Regions from separate parts of the Homo sapiens genome. Here region 2 is linked to region 1. Evidence: chromatin contacts called from ENCODE Hi-C or POLR2A ChIA-PET data. All regions are on one chromosome and are shown on one strand. The core of a region is the stretch at or near the end of the contact, and the rest is flanking DNA. Distances in the headings are between cores, read along the strand shown.

Region 1 (6,024 bases), core at 700-3,199:
AGAAATCATGCTCCCCGGTTCCCACCTAGATTTGAGTTCCTAAAATCCTGCCTCTCGCACCCCTTTTTCTTTCTAAGGAAGCTAGTATCTCCCACCTTCTCAAGAAAACAGTGAGTGCTCCATTACATTTAAATCCCATCCCCAGATGAAGGAAGCAGTCATTATCTTCTAAGTTCTCAGCCCCATGAAAACCACCATGAAAATACCAATCCCCGTATTTTCAAGAATAGTTGTCAGCAAAGTGTTGCCGCAGGAGAATACTGTCTGAAGGCAGGGAACCTAAGGCAGATTCACACTGATTTCCTAGAACTAAATCAAATGGAAAACCCCGGCCGGGCGCGGTGGCTCACGCCTGTAATCCCAGCACTTTGGGAGGCCAAGGCGGGCGGATGACGAGGTCAGGAGATCAAGACCATCCTGGCTAACAGGGTGAAACCCCGTCTCTACTAAAAATACAAAAACAAAATTAGCCGGGCGTGGTGGCAGGCTCCTGTAGTCCCAGCTACTCGGGAGGCTGAGGCAGGAGAATGGCGTGAACCTGGCAGGCGGAGCTTGCAGTGAGCCCAGATCGCGCCACTGCACTCCAGCCTGGGCGACAGAGCAAGACTCCGTCTCAAAAAAAAAAAAAAAAAAGGAAAACCCCAACTTTCCACACCTAAGTAACAAAAGAACCAGACGTTACTCCCTTTGCAACCCCCTCCCCACTACACAACCACACACACACACACACACACACACACACACACTTTAGCCGTGTGGCAGATGTGAAATTGAAAGTATCTCTGATTCGTTGCTTTCTGCAACCAATCAGACGCTTGCATAGGAGTGTAACTTTGTAACTTCACTTTAGCCTCTGATTGGTTGCTTTCCACAACCAATCAGACTGATTGTGGAGCCACTACTTCATTTACATAGGGTGTACACCATGTAACCAATGGGAAACCTCTAGAGGGTATTTAAACCCCCGAAAATTCTGCAAAAGGAGTCTTGAGCTGGTATTACCTTTTCGTTTTCAATAAATCTCTGCCTTTATTCCTTCATTCTTTCCTTAGTTTGTGCGTTGTGTCCAGTTCTTTGTTCAAAACGCCAAGAACGTGAATACTCTCCACCGGTAACTGTTATTGTTGTTAGTAATAGTGGTATTACAATTTTGACGTTAGTTTGGCTAATTAATAAATCTAGGGATATTTTGCAATATCTAGATGTTCTCGCAAGTTTTCTATATGTAGCTATCAGCCAACGTTACAAAGGCCGTGAAAAAAAAATGATCAGAGCATGGCCCATATCGTCGTGCCTCTTGTGTACACATTGGTTTCACGTAGTTTTGTTTCATCTTCTGCCAATTCTAAAAGGGTATGCAAGGCAAGATACCATAACCTATATAAACTTACATGACCTGTATAAAGGACGTGCCTAAGAAGACAACATGCTAGCTGATGACAGATCCTGAACAGACACCTGTTCTGGATGACCTAAGTGAGTTTCTCCTTTTATTTCAAATTTCTTAGAAAGAATCACCCTTGGGGCACGTAAGAACTGGCTCAAATGGGAGTGCCTGACGCGGGGTGGGGGGCTGGGGGCGGGGTAGGTGGTGGCCGTGAGAAGGTAGCCGTGAGAAGGTGGGAGAGGAAGGGGTGGTTAAACTATTAGGGATGCAGGCTTTGGCACCACTACGAAGCCAGGGTTTTCTTTGTGTTTTAACTGTCAGATTGAGAGTAGCTCTGTTGTAGCCCCTTTGCAGGGTTCCCATGAGACTTTTCCTAGGTAGTTACGTTGACTCGCTTAGCAACATAGCAAATTACAGAAACGGAGTAAGAACGTAAGAAATCGCAAAGCACGTGACGTATGGGATCTCACTGTTCTTGGCCCTTCTCCCGACCCGTAGCCCTGCTCTGCTACGACTGCGTGGGTGAGTCGTCTATAAAAACTCATCTCTGCGCGTCTCTTCGCCACATTCGCTTCCTGCTTTCGGTGTGTCTGTTGTGTCTTGTTGCGGGCACCGCAGTCGCCGTGAAGATGGCGTCTACCAGCCGGTTAGTATGTCCCGCCGAGCCCGGCGAGCTGAGGGGCGGGCGCGAGCGCCGCCGGCTTTTAGGCGGCCTCCGGGCAGCCTCGTAGGGCTGAGCGCCTAGGGGTATGGGAGAGAAGCGGCGGGACTGGCCGACGGGCCGGGACAAAGGCACTTCCAGACGGCAGGACTGTCAGGGTGTCGCAGGGGTTACCGAGCTGTTGACGTTATTGCCCTGGAGTCTTATGTAGATATCACCCTATGTGGGTCCTGGTGGGCTACTGTGTCCCCAGTCCTTGCCCTCGTATCTTTTCCCAATATTTCAATCTCCCTTTATTTTCTCTTCTTCCCACCCTCCCTCCTCTCCTCCCCCGCGCCCCCCCCCCCGCTTGTTTTTTTCATCTACGGCCCAAACAACCCGAGGGTCCGTAATTTCTCCTTTTCAAAGGAACGGGAAACAGTTAGTTTCAGGTTCCTATCGATCTGACAGCTAGGAAGTTGGGAACGTCAGCATTGGTAAGCCAGATGGAACCTGGTTGGTTACCATCACAGCGGGCCTCGGAAGTGGAAGCTAGAGCCATCGGAAGAGTTGATTAGTTCCCTGCTAAAGGATTTGTTTACAAATATCGTTGCCTGTGTACTTCTGAAGAAAATCTTGCCAAAGAAAATTAGTTATATGTGCTGGGAGGTCGCTTTTTAGTATATATTTAAGAATGCAGTGTACTCATATCTACAGGAAATGCATGCAGTACCCTCAGAAACAGCCTTTAATCTTGTGACCTGAAAAATGCTTGCAGACCCTAATTATGTCTCTCATTACCACTGTGAGGTAGATATTAGTATTTTTGCATAAGTGTAAACTGAGTCATGCCAATGTTGACTTTTCCAAGAGTCGTGTTAGAGTGTAGAGTCTAAGACAACCTGTTTCCTGTTATCCACACCTGGCCTTTGGTTAACTAATCCTGTGTTGAAAGTATCAAATTAATTCTACAGCTTCTGGAACTCTGGCACTATTTTTCTGACCCTGCTATCATCTGTGGAATTGGTTAATTTCACAGTGAAAGCCATTTTTACAAAATAGCCTTTTCTGGTAACTGCCAAGACTTACATTTTATGATTAGAAAAGGAATTTGGGGTGGGAGGCAGCTTTAGCTAATATACTGTTTGAACAGAACTCATAAAGCCAGTGACACTCTTGTTTACTGATTCTGATTCTTGGATTGGATGCTCAGTCATTCTATCTGGGTGTTGTTCTGTCGGGTAAGGCCTCCTTGTAGGTAAATGGAAAACTTGGGCTCCCCAGATCACTCAAATACGACTTAAAATTCTACCATGGCTTTTTTTTTTTTTAATTCTATCATGGCTTTTTAAGTCTGAAATTTTTTTCTAGATATGTGCAATTTATGTATCATAGCAGTTATTGCTCAAGTTTTTCTATCAGTGACAACAAAGAAAGTTAAATGCAGTATTTTTTATTTTATGGAACAGGCCTGGGCTGAAGTGTAGGTGGCACGATCATGGCTCACTGCAGCCATGACCTCCCCAGTTCAAGTGATCCTCCCACCTCAGCCTTCTGAGTAGCTGGGACCATAGGTACACACCACGTGCCTGGCTAATTTTTTTATTTTTAAATTTTATTAATTTTTATTTTTGTGGAGACAAGGCCTAGTTACATTGCCCAGGCTGGTCCTGAACTCCTGGGTCCAAGCAGTCCTCCGGCTTTGGCCTACCAAAGTGCTGTGGTAACAGGCATGAGCCACTGCGCCCAGCCTAAATATAATATTTCTACCTTTTGCATGTTTTTCCCTCAGGAAGGTGTATTGTCACTAGGCCATGAAACTGGCTGGTGTCCTCACAGAGGAGTACAAATGTTCTGAGTTCAAATGTAAGCTCCGCCACTTATTAGTTCCATGACTTCAGGCAAATCATTCTCTGAGCATAATTTTTTAAATGTGAAATAGTGCCTTTCTTGCAGGATTGTTGTGGAGATTGACAATAATAAATGTATAACACAAGTAATACAGTCCATGCCCAATAAATGATAGCTATAAAATGGGGTTTGGGATTATCTGGTACTTGAGTAGTCTCGAATCGTTTTAATGTCAGTGGTGGTGGTTTCTCTATTCCTCCCTATTGTTTCTCTCTGTTACCACCTTCACCACCCCATTTGTATGGTTCCTCTTCTGTATTGTGGGTAATTTGATTAAGTTTACTAATTTAGCATACTTTTATTTTGATAGGTAACACATACAAATGGTCCAAAAGCAAAATTGCAATAGACTAAAACCATGAAAAGTAGTCTTCCTCCTTTCCTAGCTCCCAGCCATCTAAGTCTCCCTGGATCAGCCATAATTACTAGTCTCTTGGTGTTTTCCTAGTGTTTATGCTTTAACAAATGTATAGGAATAGTTCTAACCTCTCTTCCCCCACGAAAGTGACCTAATTTAAACTCCATTCACTACCTTGCTTTTACCTTTTTTTAATGAAGTTAGCACATTTTAAAAGTGGGCAGCTCAGTTACAAAGTGAGCACATACATATAGCTCCTACCCAGGTAAGGAAATCAGATACCACTAGCACTAGCTAAGACACTAGCAAAGTCTCTGTCCTCAGTCATTCCCCCTCCTTTGAGAAAACCACATCCTGATTTCTAACTCCATCAATTCATTTGGCCTGCTTTAAAGTTGTCATAAATGGCATATGTATTCTGCTGTCTAGATTCTGTTAGTATTTTGAGGTTCATCCATGTTATGGTGTATGGTTAGTTCATACTTTTCAGCTTTGTATAGGTTTTCTACCTTATTCTTCACTCTTCATATCTTTGAGATGTTTCTGTATCATTACACAAACTATAGTTTTCTATCTACTTTTTAATACTGCAGAGATATTAGTTCTTAGCACGTGTTGCACATGGCCTCCTCTTTTACTAATTTGTAATTACTGTTACTCTGCTAACATTTTCCTTTATTTCAACATGGTTTTTCATAATTTATATCAACTGTTTAATTTTATTTGTCATAATTTATTAAAATACTTTCCTTAGAGGAATTTATGGAATAAACACAAATATGAAGTAATACTCATCCCCCCGTGTTCCCAATGAGAAGATTCAAGACATATTCTAGTTAAGCTGACTAGATAAGTTTAGGGGGGAATATGGATTATTTTATCAGTTTTCCCGTAGATATCACCTTCTGAGTTGAGAGTTAACATTCTGAATTGTATTTGCTAGCATGAGAAACTTTACCCCAAACCACAAATACTATTTACATACTATAAGAACAGTTGATTTTGTCTTTTACGTGTATCTGATGTCCATAACCTAACCATTTATTGTATTTCAGATGGTTTTTAAAAGGGCCTTATTTGCAGTGATACCAAGAATTTATGATTGTGAGGTCATACCCCCTGAAATAATGATCAAATCTTTGTTGCTTTTACAGCTGATTCTGTCAGATCATTTAAGATTAATGTGTCAAAAAAAGATGAATGTGTCTTCTGCAAACTGCTTTGTTGTTCAAAATAAATTGAGCTAATTATTAATATCACAGATAACAAGTAGCTTTTGAAACAATTTCTTGAATGATAAATTCAATAACTCAATTCTGGACTAAAGGAAATCATCAAGTCTTAAGTTCAGCAGAGCAACTTCTACCATCCCTCATTTCTATACTTACTGGGTTCAGTGTACTATTTAAATCTGTTACTAAAGTAGTTAACAAGTAGAAAAATACAGAGAGAAATTGTTCTCTGACTAGAGAAATAAGTGGCAAAGAGCACAAACTGGATGGTAATGTAAATGCTGCAGGTTATTACGGTAACTAGTCATTACTATACTAATCAACATTTCTAAAAGTCTTACTGGCATACATATTGAGAGAAGAAACAATTATTTTCTATTTATGTTTTGAAAGCCTTCCACAATAAAATAAGAATTCCAGTGGAAACTACTTGCCAGTTACTAGCTGGAATTTAAAATAACCTAACTGGGATGTTTACTTTGAAAATCTAGCTTAT
Region 2 (5,815 bases), core at 2,199-4,698, 420 kb before region 1:
ATAAATGGACTGAACTCATAGAAAACTGAAGCAACTTTTTGACTTTTGCTTGGAATATTGCTGATCCTTGTTTTGTTTTTCAGAGTCAAGGAAACTTATTCTGAACTATTTACAACCCTTAATAACTGAGTAAGGTATACTCTTGTGAACAAAATTTGGAGCGTATTTCTCTCTCTTTCTCCACCTGGCTTCTCCAGAATTTGGAAACAAGTTGTGAGTACTCTTAATTTATGGCAGTATCGTTGTTTGAATCAGTGCAATAAGAATCCATTTTCTTTTGCAACAGGACACAATTGGAAAACCTGGTTGTTTTACCAAGGCTTTGGCTGGAAGGATATGCTTCCCTTTAAAGAGTCAAGCTCAACTTGCAGAACAAATAAAAGCCCCTTGAGGAAACTGGCCTCATACTCATGTCTATGCAGTCCCTGTACAGGGTTCCTGACCTATGTTCAGTAAATAATGTCAATTTCTAACAGACCCAGGGGCTCCAAGTTTATCTTGGGACCTTAAGAGGAGAGGATCACTCAACTCACAGGTATTTGAGGATAAAAACTCATGTCTAGGCTTGGCTTTAAAAGGTTTTATCTGAGACTCCTTGTGGAACAGAGTTCTAGCAAAGCCAGTCTAAATAGGCCTATTTAGAAACAATTATTCTTGCTGCACTTTATGCAAATAAACAGGCCAAGTATAAGGCTAAAGTCATCTCCAACTGCAGCTCAGAAGGAACAAGAGGGATGAATAATGTAATAATCTGGATCAGTATTCTAGTTCTGAGCAATTATCTCGCAAACCCTGCCAGGTGATGGGAATAAATAGACTGCCCATCATATGGAGGTTTCCTTTTTGGGAAAGACCAATAATACTAAACCAAAGGGAGCTAACCAAAGCCAAGCCTCATCTTAGCAAACACAACTATAGCCAACAGTTATTTGGGCATTTCACAAGACATTCTTTTCTCTCCCTTGTTGGAAGAGGACTCAAGTCCACAGCTTCACCTTAATATTTGGCTTATGATAAGGAGCCCATGCAACCCCCCTGAGACACATTTTTGTCCCAAACTCAATTCCAAGATTCAGGTCAAATCCCTAGGAAAGAAAATTGGATCTGAGGAATCCAGAGGTAGACAATGATGGAAGTTAAAAGGTGCAGCACAGGTGAGTATGACTGATTCCTATCGATTAAGCCAAGCCTCCCATTTCACGGATATAGGTCAAGTTAGTATTCATGGCATACATGAGGTCTAGAAAATTCAAAGGCTACTGACAGTAGGGGAGATAGGGCATACATGGGTAAAAGTGGATACCCCACACCCCCTAGGCCACCTGTTCACATGGGTGATAGCCACTTTGACAACCATGGGTGGCACACTGTCATGGTCAATGGAGCTCGAGGATACAATGATGGAGGAAAGAAAGAGGAACACTTTACTTTCCCTACCTTAGGTACACCAGGTATTTGCTAGGAAGGGAAGGGAACCAGGGATGCCTCACTCACCTCATTCTAGATGAGAAGCCATTCATCTTCAGCCTGTACCCCTTTTGAATGCATCCTGAACCCCTGGGAATCCTTTGAAAAAAAGACTCCTTTTTTTCCTTTTTCTCCTTCTGTTCTCTCTTCACTGATAATTGGGTCTCTGTACTATGGGACACTCCCCTCAACACATCCTACAAACTGGGAAAAGTTAATTTCCCAAACCTTAAGTTGGTTGGCTTAGGATTGGGCTCAGGGCATGGGAACCCAGCAACTCAACATGCCAGCAAAATGGTAAAAGTTTTTTTTTTTTTAACAATTGGGCTTTTGGACCCCGTCTCCCTGTATAAGCTGGTAAAAGGCCTCAGGATTTTTTAGCTGTCCTCACCCCCCTTATTTCATTTTGATACATGTTTTCTAATAATCCAGTTTGTCTCTTCTCACCTTTAGGCCATCAAATACCAAATGATCCTGCAACTGGAGCCCCGGATAATGGCCCCTTTTGCTGTGAACCCTCAGATATGTCTCTTGGGGAGATCTGACTGCCATTTTCCCAAAACAGCATCCCTTGTCATCAGGAAGCAGTTAAGATTGGTCTTTGTTCTTATCCTTATACTAAAGGCAATTAGATGTACTTCTTTAGACGGGGGAATGAGACAGCCAAGGGTTCACAGTGAAACCCTGCCTTCAAGTCTAAAACAGCCTGAAGGCTGAAAAACCAGACTGCTGGTCCCAGATGAAGCCCGTCCTTTCCCAATTAATTATTTCTAAATGATGTCCACCTGTGAACTGGGAGGATGGGGTAGAGCCTTGGGAAGTTCATGCCATTTGCAGTGGGGAGGAGCCTGGCCCCTCCTGTTCCCATGTAGTGAACTGGGATTCAATCTGAGAGGTGAGAAACCTACTAGAAGGACTCTTCTCTCTTTGCTGAGAGTTATTTTTCCTTTTTCCTTTTTGTCCAATAAATTCTGTTTTCCTCACCCTTTTATGTGTCTGTGAGCCTAGTCTTTCCTGGCTGTGTGTCAAGAGACTAGTTTTAGCTGAACTAATGAGAAAGTTTTGCAACACTTGTGGTGTTAACCAACCCAGTTGTGACAACAGAATATGTCTTGAGATATTGACAAATGTCACTTGGGGGCAAAATCATCCCCCTTTTACTATTGGAAACCACTGAGATGGCATAATTAGAACCATCTCTATTCAATCACATGGCTAGTCTCAAAATAGGTATTCTGGAGTCTAGGCAGCCATAAAGGCTAGGAAAAAGGGTTGAGGGGAGAGCCACTTAAAAATGTCTAAGGACCATGTCTTCTTTATCGTAAAAAATGTTTAAATTGCTTAACTCTCTGTGGAGAAGATAAAGTTAACGTGATCTAATCCATTGTCTCATACGGTAATTTCCCAGTCTCTTGTTTGATGTTGCTTTATCAATGGGTAGGTAAGTGTATCTATTTTTATTAATCTTTTTCAATATTTTCTGGTTAGAACATTTTCATGTCATCTAATTCAAAGTGCTTCCAGATTCAGAAGTGTATTATAATTCTCCTTTTATTTTTATTCAGGATAATGTTAATAATTCAATAAATTATTTATTCAATTTATTCAGAATAAAATTCAAAACTCTAGTATGTAACAAAACAAATCTAAGAAAAGTTTCTAAAATTACTTGGTTTTATATAATACATTTTGTTAGGGTCACCCCAACCAGACTGTTCCCCTCCCTTCCAGTGGGTCTTATGATGCAGTCCTTTGTGACCTCTGCACAGCTCCCCCAGGGCTAAAGAAAAACCCTTCACTGACCCCGCCAGTAACTGTTTGTCCAGGCAGTTACAGGATGTGGTTAATGTGTCTGTTCACCTTGCATAACAAAGCTGGCAAAAGCATTCCCAGGATGCAGTCAAGACACCTCCACACCCAACTCGGCTCCCCGACCCCGACTCAGCCCTTCTGTACACCCAACTCAACTCCCCTACCCTGACCCAGTTCCTTGCCCTATAAAGCCCTGCTGTAGTCTGTAAGTGGGGCTGCCTCCTCTGCTTTTGTCAGGAAGTAGCCCAGCAGGGCTGACAATAAATCAGCTTGCCTGAACTTAGGTCTACTGGCCTCATTCCTTTTTCAGCTATCCTTCCAATTATCCCTTACACGTTTATCTCTTAGAAATAGAGATTTCTTTTGAGGCACAGAACAATAAAGGCAAACTCAAAGAGAGCACTTTTAAACTAATTGCATTGAGTCATTCAATAAATACATAGGTATGACCATTGACCATGGGTTGCTGGTCACTGTGAAAGGCATGGGAAGGCATTGAGTATAATGTGGTTTTCAGATTAGAAATAAAATATTAAACAAATTAAACACCAACAAATGAAATATTTGAATTTCTTATCTGCATTGTAAAGGACTAATACAGGGTGCCATGAGTAAGTGTAGAAAGGAGAAAAAGTGTTGGCCCAATTGAGATTAGCTGGCCAATGATCCTTCTCTCAGGAAATGAGAATTAAGATGAATTTTACTAAAAGCACAATTAGGAAATAAATGAAGGAAAATTATTGAGAAAGAGCTTGATGTGTTTGGTCCTGAATGAAGGTTCATGTGGTGAAGCTGAGATTATGTGGGATGAGGAGAGGGGTGAGCAAAAGCCAGATTGTGTAAGATCTTGCAGGCAATCAGAGAGGAAAGGATTTTACCCTACCTGCAGTAGGAAACTTCTATGACCTTTGTGCAGAAAAGGTGAATGGCTTAGTTTGTGTTTTTAAAAAAGCACACACCATGATTACTACACTGAAAATCAATTGAAGATGGCCAAAAACAATGATTCCTGGCCATGCCATCAGCCCCCAAAATAGACCCTGCTGCAGCTTTTTTAAATGGCCAGCTGTTTGTAGAAAGATTTAAAATGCTAAAAGCTATGTATTTATTCTGGAAAAGCAGCAATGAGAGGTGCTGAGGCTCTTAACTATAATGTTTCTCCCTTTATTCCCTCCAAATTGCACACATTTCCACTCATTATGTTTGAAAATCACTTTGTATAAAAGTTTTCCAGCCAGAAAAACAATCCCTTAGGTCATTCAAGGCTACTTGAAATGGCATTTCCTGTAAACATACTTCAGATTGAAACTGAAAGCAATGAAGAGCTACTTTTATAATTGGCTCATTTCTAAGAAGTCAGCTTCTGTTCTAGCAAAATAATGTTATATTTTGCCATAGAGTTTCCAAAGCGAAGGTGTCTGAGCTCTATTTGAATTCATTTTCCAAACATGGCCCCTTCTATCTTATAGCATAATAAATATATGGACAAGATATTATAAAAAGATAAAACAAAGGTTTTTTTTAACATAGTATCCCCAATTCTTGATAGGGAGGAAAGGGTGCACATTTCTAAGTTCACTGATATGTCTGCTGGAACAGAAAGGGAGAATACAAGGATGTACATGTCAACAGAAATCTAAGTAATTAAAAAAAGATGCTAAATTGTTTTGATAGAGAAATTTTGATTCATTCTGGAAGCAAAGATAGTGAGTAGAGAAAAGAAAATAGAATAGGCAGAGGAGAGAGTAGTGCCAGGAAGATAGAAAGGGGGTGAGCTTCAGTGGAGTAAAGAGCTCTTGGTTCCCTTCAAAGCTGTGATGGGCAAATAAAACTTAGGAAAAAAGATACCCTCTCGTCCTCTGTAAAATCAACTACACTGACACATGGTTTTTTTTTTTTTTGGATAACTTGCATTTGAAAGTGGAGATTATAGAAGCTGCTATGACAATCTCTATCTCAGTTTGTATTACCATACAACAGGTGAGAGATCACTTCCATCATCATCATGACTGCAAAAGGATCAGACAATGACTCAGCATAGTCTTAGCCACCCTTTGAAAACCACCCAAATATTACAGAAAAATAATAGGAATCATTCCTTGATCTGCTGTTTTCTTTGTGAGGCCATGTAGTGTGAGATGATATGTTTGAATGAGATAAACAAATTTTTATTCTGATAAATGATCTAGCATAGTAAAGAAGTCCATCATGAACTAGCCTATGAAAGAGACTCTGAAAGTGAATTCCTAGGGAAGAAAATGGAGGCCGATGCTACATGCTCTGTTCATAAACTGTTCTAAGGTCTTTAACATGTCTCGTGGGCTAAGACAGAGTGTCCTGGAGACTGGGTTTGTGTATGAGTTTGGCTCTGAGATAAGTATTGAAGGATGAGCTACAGATTATGTGCTGTCGAAAGATAGGAATGTTCATAGAGATATTGAAAAATTGAAAACAACCTAAATGTCTTTCAATGGACAAATGCAAATATTATATCCATAATCATATAAGAAGCTATTCAAGAAAATGCAAACACACA

The links. A loop is a pair of places that touch in the nucleus more often than their neighbours do. ChIA-PET counts read pairs that join two places held with the same protein, here RNA polymerase II (POLR2A). Pooled maps may share reads with other maps.
Region 2: a pooled map shows a loop between it and region 1 (3-fold over the local background). The contact joins the enhancer-like site here to the promoter of GTF2B in region 1. A Hi-C loop is called at or near these places in 5 of 50 pooled maps. POLR2A ChIA-PET finds 5 or more read pairs at or near these places in 3 of 52 experiments (PC-3, T-cell and activated T-cell).

What each region holds. Positions count from the first base shown.
Region 1 is chr1:88,887,492-88,893,515 of GRCh38, reverse strand. It overlaps GTF2B (general transcription factor IIB), which reads left to right and starts at 1,949. Exons shown (of 7, transcript NM_001514.6): 1 at 1,949-2,033. The coding sequence starts at 2,017. RefSeq lists an enhancer at 1,664-1,773.
Region 2 is chr1:89,309,495-89,315,309 of GRCh38, reverse strand. No RefSeq gene overlaps it. Among named protein-coding and RNA genes, the nearest start is that of GBP5, 40 kb to the right of the region's middle. Within about 2 kb of position 3,448, at least 9 of the 41 ENCODE cell types and tissues checked have a DNase peak (open chromatin) inside an H3K27ac peak, as active enhancers do; they include PC-3, where a contact is called at or near this core.